2 separate regions of the Homo sapiens genome follow, and region 1 is linked to region 2. Evidence: chromatin loops called from intact Hi-C (ENCODE). Cell type or tissue: IMR-90. All regions are shown on one strand. Links, peaks and the distances in the headings refer to the core of each region. The heading gives the core; the rest is flanking DNA.

What was found. Peaks named below come from ENCODE experiments on the same cell type or tissue, not always from the same donor. Only the 100,000 strongest peaks of a DNase experiment are listed, where the experiment ranks them.
Region 1: it touches region 2 in a loop (20-fold over the local background); 9 of 110 quality-filtered maps call a loop at or near these places.

What each region holds. Positions count from the first base shown.
Region 1 is chr1:7,214,550-7,223,629 of GRCh38, reverse strand. The region is part of intron 4 of CAMTA1 (calmodulin binding transcription activator 1); the gene reads right to left. It also overlaps the pseudogene RNU1-8P. Among named protein-coding and RNA genes, the nearest start is that of CAMTA1-IT1, 150 kb to the left of the region's middle. In IMR-90, for the core only: a CTCF peak has its summit at 5,194 (motif pointing right); DNase peaks (open chromatin) are centred at 3,459 and 5,229; H3K27ac peaks cover 274 bases.
Region 2 is chr1:6,482,309-6,490,835 of GRCh38, reverse strand. The region is part of intron 1 of PLEKHG5 (pleckstrin homology and RhoGEF domain containing G5); the gene reads left to right. Among named protein-coding and RNA genes, the nearest start is that of PLEKHG5, 5.1 kb to the left of the region's middle. RefSeq lists silencers at 19-108, 519-878. In IMR-90, for the core only: CTCF peaks have their summits at 792 (motif pointing right), 4,179 (motif pointing left) and 4,872; DNase peaks (open chromatin) are centred at 225, 795 and 4,175; H3K4me3 peaks cover 1,232 bases; H3K27ac peaks cover 569 bases.

The DNA.
Region 1 (9,080 bases), core at 429-8,428, 730 kb before region 2:
TTGCAAACCCAGGGCCTCATATAAATGGCAGGCACTCACCTGTTGACGATGCTGGTGTTCTGAGGCCCTAGAAAGCACAACCCCTGGCCTCAGGTTGCTTATATCTGCTCAAGGAGGTAAGAGTCACTTCCTCTATGAAGCTTTCCTGACCCCTCAGGACCCTGTTAGGTGACCCTAGTATCCATTTCTCAAGACTCTCCCTGTTAGCACCTACCTCCCATCACACACTCACACACACATACACACACGCATGCATACACTCACACACATACGCACACAATCACACATACACATACTCACACGCACATGCACCTGTTCCATTGTCTCTATCCTCTCCTGCACTAAGTTTAGGGTAGGGAGACACTGAATCTGCTTTGCTCACCCTAGCCTGACATACACATGTAGGAAACATTCAGTACATCACTGGATGAATGAAGCAAGAAATGAATGGTTGGATGGGTGGGTGGGTGGGTGGGTGGGTGGATCAACAGGTAAGTAAAGGCAAGGCAAAGGCCTAAGTTGTGGCCCAAGGAAAGATGTATGAGGGGGTGGCCCGCAAGGGCGAGAGGAACAAGAGCGTTGGTCATCAAGGGAAGAAGATCAAGAAAAAAAGGTTTGAGATCTTAAGGACAGTGAAGACTTGGCATTGGGTGAGTTGGTATTTTCTGGTCATTTCTGTGCCACACAGGGTGCCGGGCACCTCATGAGCATCACCCCGGATCCTCACAGCTGCACCTGAGGCAGATATACCCACGTAGAAGAGGAAGCTAGGCTTAGCAGGATAAGCTGGCACCACTGCAGAGCTGGCACGCGGCGAAGCCAGGATTGGAGACCAAGTGGGCCTGACCCAAGCTCTCTCCATGAAGACCAATGGGCATCCTCTGGCCCAGGGACCATTGCCATCAGGTGGGACCGTTGCCATCAGGAAAGAAGAGAGCGTGCTCCAGGAGGCAGCTCTGGGCAGTGCAGAGGGATGAAACAATCAATATGGTGGCTGGGCCCCTTGGAACAAAGAGAAAGGGCTGGGGCTGTCTAGGGAGGACTCAGGACTCATGACCCACTCCTGCCCACAGAAACATAACTCACTCTCCGCCTGAGCACAGCCACTATGTCATGGGGTGATGTAGAGCCAGGGAGGGAGGCAAGGACACGTTCCTAAATAATATCCTATTTTGTAGTCAACAGTCAGGCAAGAGGAAGGGAGAAAGAGGAGGGCAGGAAGACAGCGAGATGCAGAAAGGATTGAATGTTCCATGAGGATCAAATCTCAGCCTCCCCGCAGGTGCATTGAGACAGAAGACGCAGGTCCTCACAGCCAGAGGTGCTCATGGAACCAGCCCGGGCGATGTCTCATCACCCAGACGAGCACAGAAAAAGACAGGCTTGCAGGGTCCCACGGCCTGTCTGACACAATGCTCATGGGGTTTTCTCAAAAGCATCATCTATTTAGCTGATGGCCCCAAAGTGTTTCATTTAGCTGGAAATCGTGCTTGGTCCATTTCCCAGATCTCAGTGACATTATGAGAAGCCAGCAAAATGTGTCTGGCAGCAGAGCAGTTCAGCAACCCATCACCTCGAGTCACAGTCCTGTCGCCCCTGTTTGGAAAGCAGACAGTTCAGACGACTTCTAGAAGGCAGAGTCACTGCTGCCTCCCAGGCAACCGAGGACTACAGGAAGCCTGTGTGTGTGTGTGTGTGTGTATGTGTGTGTGTGTGTGTGTGTATGCACCAGCTTGTGCACATGCCCTCTGAAGGAAGGCAGGGGTCACCCATGGCACAAGGCAGTCACCATCCTCCCTGACCATGGGATAAAACTTTGCCATTCCTTTATCTTATTTAATCTTCCCACTAGGCAGGAATCATTATCCCCAAACTATTTCTGAGAAAGCCAAAGCTTAGCCGGTTCATGTGGCCCCAGCCCCACAGCCAGCAAGAAGCAGGGCTGAGACTGTAATTCAGCACTGTCTGAATCCAAAGGCCAGGCTCACACTGAGACCCCAGCGTTCCCCACCCCATTCCACGGGCCTGGAGAGGTGTTTCACGACGCATTCACTGGTCTGCCTGGTACCATATAAAGAAGAATCAAGTCCCATCACCAAAGAAATTTGCAGAATTCTCAGTGAACACAATGGAACAGGTCTGATTCTGGAGGGACTTCCTGGAGGCCTTCAAAGGCTAATGCACACTATGGAAACCCAAAAGCCGGAGCAATGGCTCTGCTCGTGAAAGCCCCCGAAGGCAAGACTCTGGGTGTGTTACCAACTCTCCGAGTCTCACACAGTCTCTGGCACAAGGTAGGAGAGTGCAATACCCATCAAGTGCTTGAGTGAATGAATGATGAATGAATGAACAAGTAACTAAATGCTGTGAATGAGAGTTCTGTCTAAAGATTAAAAAAAAAAAAAAGAATAAGGCTCTGGGGAAAAGGCCCCAGCATCTCTGCTGTCATGGAGTATTCCTGCTGCCTAAGGTCCTCTCATAGAACCCGGCCCTTCCTGCACTGCCTCCAGCGTTCCAGGGGATGGGTTCTGAGAAAGCCGGGCCATTCATCTGTGCTGGTGCCGTGCCGGCCTTCGGTGCTTGCTGCCCTGGCTCTCCCACCTGGTGGGCTCTAGGAGGAATTCCCCGTGAGGGCACAGCAGAAGCTGACTGACAACCAGGTGGGAGGGAGACCTCCTGGGCCCAGCTGGAGGGCCCTAGGGAGCGGGAGGCAGGAGACAGGACCTCAGTGACCCTGGAGATCGCTCCCCATATGTCCTCATCCTCTCCACCACTTCTTCTCCATGTCCAGGCACTCGTGGGAAGTTAAAACCCAAAGTTGGGCCCGTGGTGCCAGGTCAGGGGACAGCAGGTGCCACCTGGGTGCCCGAGCACAATTCCTTTCTCCCTGTCCGACTCAGCCTAAGATTGGCTCTCATTTTGAAAATGCAGCTCAGATGTTGGCTGTGTCCCATTGGAGAAGCTATCTGAGGCCTTAACCCTCCTCTGGAGAGATCCAAAGCCACAGAGCCGAGGTGGTCCCTTTTTCTGGAACCCACAGAGAACAAGAGAAGACAGGGTGGCACTGTGGGAACACCAGGTGACAAGACTCAGCAGTGGTCTCGGAGGAGACAGAAGCTGTCTTCAGGGATCTGAACGCTCCCGGGAATGGGGTATCCACCCAGAGAAAAAATAGGCCAGGCCAGGATCCCTGAGCCCACAGCAGGCGAGACTCAACCCAGCAGAAGGCGGGTTTGTAAATGGAAATTTCCCAGCGTGCCTGGCCTCTTTCCATTATTCCTCTGGGCCCAAAGTACAGACACTTTACAGGTTTTCCCTGTCCTTCGAGGAGGCCTGGGATTTCTCTACTATAATAATTCATAGGTGGTCTATTTCCAGAACAAAGATACTCCATGTATTCATCTCACAAACATTCTTGACCCCCTGCAATGAGTCAGGCGTGGCGCATTCCCTAAGCCACGCAGCGCTGAATCTGACTATGGTTTCGGGCTTTGTATGAGAATGCTGTAAAAATATGGTTGGCTGACATCTGAGTTAGCTCAGGCTTCCGTAACAAAGTACCAGAGGCTGGGTGGCTTAAACAGCAGACATTTATGTCTCACAGGTCTGGAGACGGGAAGTCTGAGATCAAGATGCCAGCCAGTTCCATTCTTGGTGAGGGCTCCCTTCCTGGCCTACAGACGGCCACCTTCTCACTGTGTCCTCACAAAGCAGGGAGAGAGCTCTAGTATCTTCCTCTTCTTTTTTCTTTGTTTTGGTAGAGATGGGGTCTCCCTGTGTTGCCCAGGCTGGTCTCAAACTCCTGACTTCAAGCAATCCTCCTGCCTCAGCTGCCCAAAATGCTGGGATTACAAGTGTGAGCCACCACACCAGGCCCCTCTTCCTCTTCTTATAAGGGCACTAATCCTATCATGGGGCCCCACCCTCACAACTTCACCTAAACCTAATTCCCTCCCAAAGACCCCATCTCCAAAGACTATCACACTGGGGTTAAGGCTTCAGCACATGGATTCTGGAGAAACACAGATATTCAGTCCATGGAAGATGGTGTGTCTCCTTTTTTTTTTTTTTTTTTTTTTTTTTTTTTAAGAAAAAATTCAAATGTCAGGAGAGAGCACAGACACAGTCCCCCACTACCACAAATGATGCAGTGAGTTTCCCACATTTGGGGAAATCACAAGGGTCAACACATCTGGCGCACAATGGATAAGCCTCACCCTGGGAGTACCACCTTCAGGATCCTGGTATATCTCCCGTGCCAGGTAAGCATGGCGGGTCCCTTCTTGATAGAGACCTACTCGCATATACACAATGTAACAGCCACCAGATCACACTCACCCCTGGCAGCAGAATGGCAACGCTCCCTCCCATATGCCACAATAGTAAAAGGCTCGTTGAGTCCAACCGTAAACACAGAAACGGAAAACACGCCAGTATTTGGCTGAAGTGTCTATGAAAAAGGGCTGGCTGAACAGATGCCGGTGTAAACAAGCTTACAGGGGAGACACTTCACCTTCGTAAGAGAGCAGACCTTTTAAAGATATCCTCAAGATTCTTTTATGGTACAATTAACATGAAAAGATGGTGTTCATAACAGGCTTGAGTTACAATTGTACTTGAAATTGATATAACTGCACACGTCTCCTAAAATGCCACGTAAGGGACTTCCAGGTCGCCAAGGTAATGATAGCCACAAAAACTCAAATCTCCCAACGCATCCTCTGAAAACTACACAGATCAACAAGAAGAACAAAAACAACCACACAAATCCCACACACCTTTCACACGACTGGAAAAAAGAGACACTATAAACATCAAATTAACAAATTCTTGAGTTCCCACCCAGAACTTTTATAAAGAGCAAGAGGATAAGATGGGTCCAAAAGCCAATGAAGGCAGACGTCGAGCATGGAGAGTTTAGGAATAAATTACAATTACCTGAAGAAAGAGAAAGTACATCCTACAGGGAAGAAAATACCAAAAATGAATCCAGATAGACCAGAATATGGACTAGAAGGAAGTGATTTAAAGGTAGGCAGGGGCAGCATTGGCAAATGTGCAGGGGAGGGAGGGAGAAGCCAGATGTGGGCATTTAGGATTCTGCAAAACAAAAAATAATGATACATCCAAGGACCCTCAACTCCTCCCGCCCCTCCCCCAAAAACCAGTCATAAAGAAACTGCACTTCGCTGCACTGACAGAAGAGGGAGCTCTTGAACTAAAAATCACACGAACCACTCAATGTGGCGATGTAAGTGGTCTTCATCTGTAGAAGACTATGAAAGAAAAAAAACTAAAATGAGAATACGACACTTACCCCAAAATCCCAACCATAAGGTGGAGGGGGAGGAACTGTGTCATAACACTACAAACTGAATTAAAAACCTCAACGATGCATTTGAAAAATATCCTCAACGCTTGTAAATGAAAAGATCAAATAACTTACTATAAGGGCAACAGAGACAGTTGTCAGCCTTCTCAAAAACAACTTAGAAGGTGGGGCAAGGATGGAGCAGCAGTTTCATAAAACTCAAAGATTTTATATCTAGCGAAGCAGACCCTCAAAAATCAGAGGTACAGAATAAGAGTTTAAAATATGGGAGAATTGAGTGATGTACCCACAGGCGCCTCTGAAGGAATCTTCTAGAAAATTAACTTCATCCAACCAGGAGATGACTAGGGACTCTTTGGCAAAGGAACTTATGGGGAACATTTAATATATTTAATTATGGACCTAAATTAAGTGTGTAACTAAGGTTAAGAGAATCATACATAGATTATATATGTTTTGTCAACTACAAAATGATAGGAAACAAAAAAAGGAAAGACAAAACCAGAATAAGCTCAGTGATGCTTGTATAAGCAACAGGTAGGAGTCAAGAGACTCCATTAACAACTGAAAGACCAAATGGTAAAAGTTAGTAAGAGACTAAAGGGATTTTTAAAGGTAATGAGTACAAAGGTACCCATTAGACTAAAAATGAGAATTTCTTATATATAAAAAGAAATTAAATGAGTATAGAAAATGCATCATGTAGAAAGACAAGTACAGCAAGTAGAACATAATACACATTGCATTTATTATATAAGATATTATACATATTGGACATATAAATAAAAGTGAATGGGTTTACTTATGAAAATAAAAAAATTTTCAATTTGGCTTAAAAAGAAAGATCCAACTATATGTTATATATAAGAGGCATACTTTTAAAAAGAGTGTATTAGTTTGTTCTCACACTGCTATAAAGAACTGCCCGAGACTGGGTAATTTATAAAAGGAAAGAGGTTCAACTGGCTCACAGTTCCACATGGTTGGAGAGGCCTCAGGAAACTTACAATCATGGCAGAAGAGGATGCAAACACTTCCTTCTTCACATGGCGACAGGAGAGAGAAGTGCCGAGCAAAGGGGGAGAAGCCCCTTATAAAACGATCAGATCTCGTGAGGACTCACTATCATGAAAACAGTATGGGGGAAACTGTCCCCATGATTTAATTTTCTCCACCTGGTCCCACCCTTGACACATGGGGATTGTTACAATTCAAGGTGAGATTTGGGTGGAGACACAGAGCCGAACCATATCAAAGAGATTCAGAAAGCCTAAAACTAAAAGGATGGCAAAGACATATGAGGCAAATGGAAATAACAAAACAAGTATTGCAATCTTGATATCAAAGTAGAATAAGTATAATTTAAGAAACAACATTATGACACCTTCTAATGCTAAAAATCACATTCCACAATAAAAATATAACCATAATGAGTATTAGTGCACCAAACAAGACTACAACCACTTTTACAGGAGAGGAAATTGTAGGAAATATAGGCCAGGTTTGATGGCTCACACCCAGCAATTTGGGAGGCCAAGAATGGTGGATCACTTGAAGTCAGGAGTTCAAGACCAGCCTGGCCAACATGACAAAACCCTATCTCTACTAAAAACACAAAAATTAGCCAGGCGTGGTGGTACCTGCCTGTAGTCTCAGCCATTCGGGAGGCTGAGGCACAAGGATTGCTTGAACCCAGGAAGCGGGGATTGCAGTGAGCCGAGAACTCAACACTGCACTGCAGCCTGGGCGACAGTTCTGTGAAAGAACGAAAGAAAGAAAGGAAGGAAGGAAGGAAAATGAAAGAAAGAAACTGTAGGAAATATAGATGAAAACACTAAGAATAGTGTGTTTACCACACCGCTGTCAGTACAAGAGAAACCAGATAGACAAAAAATAAGTAAGGACACAGAAGCCCTAAACAATATAATCAATTTCCTTGACAAATCAATTTGTCACTGATGTGGTTTGCATGTGTGTCCCCACCCAAATCTCATGTCAAACTGTAATCCCCAGTGTTGGAGGAAGAGCCTGGGGGAGGTGACTGAATCATGGGGGAGGATTTCCCCCTTGCTGTTTTTGTGATAGTGAGTGAGTTCTCAGGAGATCTGGTTGTTTGGAAGAGTGCAGGACCTCCCCCTTCACCCTCTTCCTCCTGCTCCAGCCACGCAGGACACGCGGGCTTCCCCTTCGCCTTCTGCCATGATTGTAAGTTTCCTGAGGTCTCCCCAGCCATGCTTCCTGTAAAGCCTGTGGAACCATGAGTCAATTAAACTTCTTGTCTTTATAAATGACCCAGTCTCAGGTAGTTCTTCATAGCAATGTGAGAGCAGACTAATACAGTCATACTTCATACTTTTTCCTTGAATTACCTATTAGTAGATGGGGAATCTACTATACCTTCTCCTTAAGTACACATAGAATATTCACAAAAGTTGGTCACGTGTTAGGTGATAATCAATGCATTTCATAAAATAGAAATATTACAAAGAAATATTTTCTGATCACAGTCTAATAAAACTGGAAAATAATGTTAAAAATCTTTTCAAAATTAAAGCAATAGAAATTCCAAAAATGTACATGTGATCATGAAAACACTACATACCAGGTAAGGCACGGTGGCTCACACCTGTAATCCCAGCACTTTGGGGGGCCAAGGTGGGAGGATCACCTGAAGTCAGGAGTTTGAGACCAGCCTGGCCAACATGGTGAAACCCCGTCTCTACTAAATATACAAAAATTAGCCAGGTGTGGTGGTGTGTGCCTGTAGTCCCAGCTACTCGAGAGGCTGAGGTGGGAAAATCGCTTGAACCTGGAAGGCGGAGGTTGCAGTGGGCTGAGATCGCGCCACTGCGCTCCAGCCTGGGCGACAGAGTGAGACTCCATCTCAGAAAACAAACAAACAAAAAACTACATACCAGAATTTATGAGACATATTTAAAACAGTGGTCGGACTGAATATTCATAGCCTTTTTCATTATTTTAGTAAAAATGAAAAATTAAAATTTTAAAATTCTAAGCTCAAAAAGCTAGAAGAAGAACAACAGCAAAACCATAAGAAAGGGGAAAATAAAGTTAGATGTAGAAATAAATGAGGTGGGTCAAATTAACCAAAATTTCGGGTCTTTTTTTTAAAAAATAGGATAATCACAAGCTAAACTTCATCAAAGAATGAGAAAACACAAATATTCCAAATAAGAATGTCAGGATACAGATGAAGGCTTATTATATAGCTACAGTTATCAAGACTGTGTGGTATTAGCAAAGGAATTGACACATAAACCAATAGAATAGAGAACCCAGAAAGAGACCTGCACAAATACACCCAACTGATTTTTGACAGAAATGCCAAAATTAATTCAAGATAGCTTTGTTGAAAGATAGCCTTTTCAACAATTGGTGTTAGAGTGATCAGACATCCACAGGCAAAAAAAAAAAAAAGAAAGAAAGAAAAAGTCTCCACCAAAGTCTTCTCCACACCTGCAAAAACTAACTTGGAAGGGACAATGGGCTTAAAACATAGGAGAAAATTTGGGAACTAGGACTAGGCAAAGGGTTCTTAAACTTAACACCTAAAGCACAACATATAAAAGGAAAAATGGGTAAAGTAGACTTCATGAAAATTAAAATCTTTGGGCCGGGCACAGTGGCTCATGCCTGTAATACTAGCACTTTGGGAGGCAAAGGCGGGTGGATCACGAGGTCCAGAGATCAAGACCATCCCGGCTAACGTGGTGAAACCCTGTCTCTA
Region 2 (8,527 bases), core at 1-8,000:
TTGAACTTTTTGGAGATCTGCAAAGGGCTGGCCCCTCGGGGACAGTGACGCCCCCCACCCCCTCCCCTGAGCCCGGATCCTGGATTACCCCAAGCCACCGCCCGGCCTCCAGCCACCTCCCTGGCTCCGGCGCGGGGCCCTTCCTGGGACCCCTCCTCTCCCCGGTCCCAGCCGGGCGGCGCCGTTGGTACATCCCGGCCGGTCCAGGTGGTAGCGCCCGCGCGGCTACCGTAATTCCCCTACGTCCCGCGCCCCAGTTTGCGCTGAGTCGACTGAGCCCGTCCCGCGGCTCCCGTCCCCCTCTCCCCGCGCGCCCCATGAGGCTTTGGCAGTCTCGGCCCGAGCCTTAGAGCCTTAGACACCGGGGAGGAGACCCTGGTCCTGTTCCTAGGTGAGTCGCGGGGAAGTGGGAGCTGCGCTCCGGACGGGGGGTGGGACTAGGCGCCAGGACCCCCCTAAACCGATGGACAGAACCCGGATTCGAGATTCCCACGTAGTGCCAGGCCTGTGGGTGGGTACAGGGTCCTCACCAGCTGTATCTCCATTTACGTGAGGGTGGAATGGGTTCAAGCTCCCGCCCCCATCACAGTGTCTCTAGGGTGGGTCGGCTCGGAGATAGGGCCGTGAGGAGTCTATGGGACCCTGGCCCCGGTATGGGGGGTATTGGCGGGGCAGGGGGATCCTGGAGGGGCCCGGGCGCGCGGCGTGGCTGGGAGGCTCAGCCGATCCTCCCCATCTGGCCAGTCCCGGAGTCGGTCCCAGGCGGAAAAGCCCTCTCGAGGCCGGCAGGGGGCGCCAGAGGCTGCGCCTCGGGCAGTCTGAGCAGACCCAGGCACCCACTTAGGGGTGGGGGATGCGGGAGACCCGTGAATCCGGGGAGGCCCTGGCCTGCCTTGGTGGAAGTCTGGGAAATGGAGGCCAAGAGGTCCCCTGCAGATTCCTTAGTAACTCCTCAAGTTGAGGGAGCTCGGGGGTATTTTACCATTCTCCTGCCCTTTAGCCGGGGTCCGGGCACACACTAGGACCTGGCAGCCATCCCCAGATACTGAATTCTATGCCCTCTTGGCACAGGTGGGCAAATTGAGGCCCAGTAGGGGAAGGGTGGGGGAACGTAGGCTCCAGACCAGGTCTTCTGAAGCCCAGGCAGGTGCCCTCTTTCCCCCGCTCCCTACCAAGGAGGCTTCTAAGTTGCACCGGGGAAGGGCTTGCTAGTCCAGGTGCTCCGAAGACACACGCTGGGGTCTGGGGCTGGGAACTGCAGAGGCTGGGCAGGAGGGGATGTTCACAGACTGCAGCCCCTCCCTCTTTCTCTAGCACTGGGTCCCAGCCTTGGGCATACTAGCCAGGACCGCTCCCTGGGGAGGAAGGGGCCTTCCTGGCTTCCAGGGCCCGTGCGGTGGGCTTAGCCTGGGGAGAGGTTTTCTGTGTCCCTGCCATCTGCCCGGCACAGGGCAGGGCCTTAGGTCAGGCTCTGACTCCAGGTGAGCCTCAGAACCCAAGGGGTGATGGGTGAGGCCTGGGCCTAGGGGAAAGGAGGGTGGGTAGGCCGGGTGGAGCGTAGAGAGCCGCCTGGCAAAGCCACCCCGCCCTGGCTGGCCTGCCCATGCATGCAGTCTCCACCCCTGGATTTCTAAGGTGTTGGGTGGGGCCTTGGGACTAGCAGGCTCCCAGGGGAGCTTAGCCTTGGTGGGAATTCCTGGCAAGGACATCCCTCCAGCCAGAGAGCTCGGACTCCTGGTTCCAGGCCCGTCTGCTGTCGGCAGAGCCTGGAGCTGGCCCCAGACCTGCGTCCTTTCCTGGACAGGGAAGTCCCTCTCCCACCCAGACCAGGCTGGGGCCCCAGCTCGTTGTGGGGCAGGGATGCCTGGGGGATCCCTGGTTTCCCATCTGCTTTTCTGGGGCTGGGGGAGGTGATACTGAGGGAGAACAGCCGGGTGCGGGGGTCCTGCCTTGGAGACTCCATTATTCATCAGCCTCCGCATCTGGTTTCTGGGTATCAGTTTCAACAAGCCGGCCCTGACTCACAAGCCTGGAGCTGGGGCTGGGCTGGGGAGGGGCTCCCTCCCCAGGGAGTTGGGGGCCAGGACTTCTTGGGCCTGCCCCTGAGCTGTTTCAGCTCCCTGCTGTGGAGAGGAGGTGGGAATGCAGGAGCCTGCCCAGGCCCACCCCACTGCCCTGGTACAGGGGCTGGGGGCTCCTTTCTGCTCTGCACTCTTGCCCCTAAGGAACAGTCCCCCACCCTTGCTGAGTACCCAGGCAGCAGCCTCACTCAGGGATGGCCAGGGCCCAGGCACTCAGGTGACCTCTGGTGATCCGCCCTGACCCAGCCCTGGTGGTCTCCACTTGATGCAACCTGGTTACCCCACACCGGTGGGCTCCCCACAAGCTGGCTTTGGGATCTGCCGTGTCTTCAGGAAGGCAATCTCCAGGGCCCTGTTGCCCAAACCAACATTCAGCTGTCTTCAGGCCCCACGCCTGCCCTGTGCCTGAGGCACCCATTTCCCTACGTAGCAGCAGCTGGTGACTTTGGGGCAAGTCAGTTGACACAGGCCTTAGTTTCTCTATCTGTTAAATGGGGATTGTAACAGTATCTCCTCCTAAGAGTCTTTGAGAAGAGCGAATGGGATTCACTGCCTGGAACTCCCACGATGGGGTGGCACATGGAATGCTCAGTGAAATGCAGTTATCTGCCTACAGGACAGTATGGGGGTGGAGGTCTGGGGCAAGACCACCCGATTTGAAGTAGGAACTCACCTGCCCAGGGCCAGCAGGCCCAAGGTCATGGATACTAGGAGGAGGAAGAGACCTTCGGTCTGGCAGTGGGGAAGGCTCTGTTGACTGTCGGCCACAGGAAGGGATATCCTGGCCGAGCCCTTTCCTGTCCCCATGTCCTTCTGTGGCATGAAGGCCCTTCTGCCTTCATCTGTTCACTGATCTCATCCCCACCAAGCGCACCTACTGTGCACCAGGACTGTTCTAAGTGCCGAGGACACAGTGAGATGCAGACGGCCAAGGCGCTGGCTTCTGGAGAGGACAGTCTGGTAGGGAAGAATGATGATAAAAAAGTGAACAAAGAAATGAATTACAGGTAGTAATAAACACTAAGAAGGAAATAATTTAACTTAAAGGAATTGAGAGTGGGAGGGTAAGGGTGGTTTATTTTAAGATGAGGGAAAAGGACGTCTTAGAGGTAACATTTAAGTTGGGGCCCGGTGTCAGCTGTTTCAAGATAGGGTGCGTGGAATTCCAGACAGAAAATACAGAGGAGAAGGCCCTGAGCTTGGCGAGCTGTAGGGAGAGAAGGAAGACCGGCAGGTGGACCCTGTGCGGACCAGCTGGGAGGGAGGCGGGAGCCCGGCCATGGTGGGATTTCACTATAAGCAAGATGGGAAGTTTTAGTTTTCAAAACTCTGCCTGTTGGCCGGGTGTGGTGGCTCATGCCTGTAATCTCAGCACTTTGGGAGGCCAAGGTGGGGGTGGATCACTTGAGATCAGGAGTTAGTGACCAGCCTGGTCAACATGGCGAAACCCCATCTCTACTAAAATACAAAAAGTAGCTGGGTGTAGTGGCGGGCGCCTGTAATCCCAGCTACTGGGGAGGCTGAGGCAGAAGAATCACTTGAACCTGGGAGGTGGAGGTCGTAGTGAGCTGGGATCATGCCACTGCACTCCAACGTGAGTGACAGAGCAAGATTCCGTCTCAAAAACAAACAAACAAAAAACAAAAACACAACTCTGCCTGTGGTGTAGACAGTGGGTGACCTGGGCTTTGGGAGTGGAGACAGCCCTGGAAGTCTCCCAGCCTCTAATAAAACGCTGCTGCCCTCCCAAAGCCATCTCACGGACCCTGGCCCCCTTCCCACCCTCTTTCCCCATGGAACCAGGTGGAGGAGGAGCAATTAGGGGTGGGTGGGCTGATGACAGACAGCATGGCCACCTCACCCCCATGGGTTCTGAGGAGTGTCCCAAGGAGGCCATCCCAGAATCCCAGAGCCACAGTCTGAGTTTCAGTCTTGCCTGTAGACTTTTGTCTCTTTATGTCACTTTATCCCCCACGCCGTGAATGGGGCTAATGGTGCCTGCCCTGCCTTCCTGGGAATCAGTGTAAAAGCGCTTTGACAGCCGTGTAGTGGTGACTCCAGCACCAGAGTCTGGGCGTTTGCGTCCTCTCAGGCTTTGCTGAGTGCCCCCTGGCGGTGGGGACCTGGCCTAGAACTGCAGGGACCTGGGCTGCTGTGCCATGTGGGTCGCCAGGGTTTCCTGATGCCTCCACCTCACCCAGCTCCTGGGGGCTGCCAAGGATAGCCTCTCAGAGCAGCCCGCCTTCTGCCCACGGCCCTTTCCAGAGGCCACCGGCCTTTGGCTCTCGGCCTCTGCCGTACCTGGGCAGTGAGCAGTCGGTGTGAGGGGGTGTCCCTGGGGCTCAGGCTCTCGGGCAGGGGTCTCCAGGTTGATGGGAGGGGCTGAGATGAGAGCTGGTTGTGAGGTTGGGGTGGGTGTGTGACTGGGGCTCAAAGCTGGTGTTGGAGCAGAGAGGGGTGTCCCTGGGGCTAGATGGAGAGCCGGACCAAGGACCCTGAGGGGAGTGTGCCCCATCCTGGCCTCCCCCTTCTGGTGCCTGTATTCTAAGAGCTCCCTTGCTGGGAGTAAGAAGGGGTCCCCTGGGCTGAGGCTCCGAGGCGGGGGTGGGGGTCTCCAGGAGGAAGGGAGGAGGGAAGGTACCCTTCTGGCTGGGAGGGACCGTGCGTGTTGGCGCTGAGGGTGAGGTGGGGACCACAGCAGAGTGGGCACCCCCAGGGCTGGGCGGGGATCGAGTCACCCAGGGGAGGGGCTCCACAGTCTCCAAGGTGGGGGGGGGTGTCACCAGCGCCCCCTGCCTCCAGCATTCAAGGAGCTCCCCAGGAGAAAGAGCAAGTTCTGAGGAGCCCTCTGAGCCCGGCATTGGTGTTGAGGAGGGAGTCAGAGAAGAGAGGGGCCCGGGGCCGCGCAGAGGCGCAGAGGTGGGGGTACCCCGGGCCAGGCAGAGGTGGGAAGGTGGGGGTCCCGGGGACTGGGCGGAGGCGGGGCTGTGGGGGTCCCCCGGCCGGGCAGAGGTAGGGGTGTGGAGTCCCCGGGTCTGGGCAGAGGCGGGGAGGCGGGGGGTCGCCCGGGCAGGCGGAGGCGGGGGTGTAGGGGTTCCCGGGCGGGGAGGCGGGGATCCCCGGGGCTGGGTGGCGAGGGCCCGGGCGGGAGGGAGGTGTCCGCCTTCCTGGGGGGCTGGGGGCTGTTCCGGGCCCGGCCCTCCCCGGGGTCCCCGCGCTCGGCGGGGGCGGGCGCGGCCGCACAATGGCAGGAAGCGGGGCTCCGCGCTTTGTCCGGCGGGCGGCGCAGACCGCGGCTTCCTCCGGCCGCCATGGGGACAGGACCCGGTGTCTCCGGACGCCTAGCAGCCTCCAGGCCGGGCCCGGGGCTGCCCCTCCGGGACTCGGAGCCCTCCTGGGCCGGGGGTCGTGCCCGCGACGGTGATAGCCAGGTACGGGGCCGGGACGGGGCGGGAACGGGGCTGGGTGCCCAGTTCTCGCCTGCAGCCGCCCAGTCCTGTGCGGGAGGCCAGGGAGGGGGTGCCCGTGACTATGGGCCCCGCGGCCCCCAGGGGAAGGATGCGGCCCATGGCGGCCGAGCCCCCTACCTGGGCAGCTGCACCCTGGTGACGGGGACCTCGGACTCCGGGGTGTGTCCCCGCCGGCTGAGATGTCCCCGCCAATTCTTGGCGCTTTGTGTCTGGGGCCAGCTCCGGACACACCTGTGGGTCCCGGGCCCTATGCTGGGCCGCCCCTCTCCTTTCCTTCCTCTGCCCTGGCCCTGCCCACAGCCTCCTCCTACCCCAGAGGCCTCTGTTTCTCCTTGTGCCTCTGGCCCCAGCCCTTGTGTGAGGGTGGACGCCTGGTTCTCTGTCCCCATCCTCACATGCGTGTATTCCCCAAAGGGCCCCCCTCTGTTATTTTGGCTGCCTGGCGTTAGAGGGGGTGGGAGCTGGCTGTTCCCATGGGTGGGCTCTCTCCTCCCTTGGGTTGAGACCTGGGAACATTCCCCCCCGGACCCTGGTGTCCCTCCTGCAGGACAGAGGCAGGACATGGTGGGCAGGCAGGCAGGTGAGGGAGGGGCAGTTGGGTCTGAGAGAAGGGGCTGGAGTCTGGCTTCAAGAAGGGGCCATTCCGCCCTAGTGCTGGGGGAGTCCTGCCTCTGGAGGGAGCTGGGGAGACTCTGGGGTTTGGGGGTGGGACGTGAGGCAGAACGGGGAGCAGAAACTGCACCAGGGAGCTCTGCCCACCCCAGCTTCTCAGTTGGGCTCATGGTTCTCCCGGGGGGCTTCCAGAACTTCATCGTCAACCAGATCTGCTCGACGAAGTCGGAAACCACCTGGTTCAGATCCTGGGGCTGAGCCTCACTGTGCCCCCAGTGCCCCTGAGCCTGGGGACTGCTGAGAGGAGGGAAGCAGATGAGGTCAGCCGGGCCTGGGCACCAGCCCCTGGCAGCAGCTGGAGGAGTCGAGCAGCCTCAGTGATGGTAGTGGCCACCCAGACCATCACAGCAGGGAAACTGATCTCGAGGCTTTCAAGGGATCCAGGGTGGGGTGCGTCATAGGGCTCAGTCCGTATTTGTTGAATACTGACTCTTCCGTAAGGAGCGAATCAGGGTATCAAATCTGCTGTCTGTATATTGGATTGATTTAAAAACAAGATGGTGGCACAGAGTCAGACTTGGACTGGAAGGGTCCCAGAGACCCTCCCAGAACTCCTCCGACCTAGCACGGCTCCTTCCTTGTCACCCCCTACCTGCGGTGAGACCAGGGCTTGGGTCATGGGCAGGTCTGCCGCCCCAGCTGGCACTAGGAAATCTCAGGAGGCCTGGAAGGGATTGGAGCTGGGAGCCTCTGCCATGCTGGCTGGGTTCACAGAGGGCCAGAGGGCTGCGGAGCCCGCAGACGGGGGGCTCCCAGGAAGAGGGGACAAGGTGGGGCAGGGCCCTTCCCCAGATCATTCTCATGAGGAGACACCTGAAGCTTGGGCTCCCAGAAGCTGCAAAGCCTGATGTTTCTCTCAGCAGTGCGCTGTGGATTCAGGGTGAGGGTGTGGGTAGAGCCCTGGCTGAGGACAGCTTAGTGGTCTCTGTAGTTTTTAAATTTTTTTCTGAGACGGGGTCTCACTGTGTCGCCCAGGCTGGAGTGCAGCAATGTGATCATGGCTCACTGCAGCCTCAACCTCCTGGGCTCCAGCAATCTTCCCACCTCAGCCTCCCAAGTAGCTGGGACTACAAGAGAGCGCCACCACACCCGGCTAATTTTGTTTGTTTTTTGTAGAGGCAGGATCTCACTGTGTGGCCCGGGCTGGAGTTTTTGCACTTTGTTTTACGATAGATTAAGACAGAAACCAGAAAGAGCTGCAGGGGTTGAGGGATCAATCCCATCACCCTCACTTCAAGCCCCACAAGCACAGTTGAAGATCACTCCTGAAGGGTGTAGAAGTGGGGGCACCTGGTGCTCAAGGCTGCCTTCAGGAATCTGGGTCATCCTGTCCCCAGCCACCTGCCTGGGGCCCAGCTCCATGCAGATCAGCCCCTCCCTGAGCACGTGGGCCTGCTTGGAGTGCCACCTGCCGACTGCCAGTCCTGTGCCCTGTTCCCTTTCCTGTCAGATGGAGACACGGAGGGACACAAGAACCAACAGGGCTTGCATCAAACTGAGATAGATTTCCTCCTGTCCCCGTAATCCCGGCTGACCTGAGGCCAGCCTCTCGCTCCTAAGACACCCATGAGAGGGCGTGAATGTGGGTTAAAATCTGGGATCCAGTCTGGGTGCCGTGGCTCACGCCTGTAATCCCAGCACTTGGTGAGGCCGATGTGGGTGGATCACCTGAGGGCAGGTGTTCAAGACCAGCCTGACCAACAAGGTGAAACCCCGTCTCTACTCAAAATCCAAAAATTACCTGGGTGTGGTGGCGTGTGCTTGTAGTCCCAGTTACTTGGGAGGCTGAAACAGGAGAATTGTCTGAACCCAGGAGGCGGAGGTTGCAGTGAGCCAAGATCATGCCACTGCTCTCCAGCCTGGGCAACAGAGCGAGACTCTATCGCAAAAAACATAAATAAATACATAAATAAATAAATAATAATCTGGGATCCAGAGCCCCACACACAGTGGCTTCAAGTCCTAGATCCACTGGCTGTGTGACCTTAGACAAGTCATTTCACCTCTCTGAGTTTTACTTTCCTCTTGTGTGAAACAGGGACAATAACAGCCCTTATCTTATGGGATGAGATACACATGTAATGCCCCCAGTGTGGCTCCAGACACATGACGACCACATTAAAAACACACTCAGATTCTTCCCGGCCTCCTCCTCCCTCCTGTCACTTTCTCTGCTATCCTCACCACGCCTATCTCGGAAATCTCTCATCGGGCTTTCACCAGCCAGAAACTCTTCAGCGCCTCTCTCCTGCCTTAATTCATAAATGAAACAAGGATTTATGGAGCAGCTGGGACCGGAGGTCA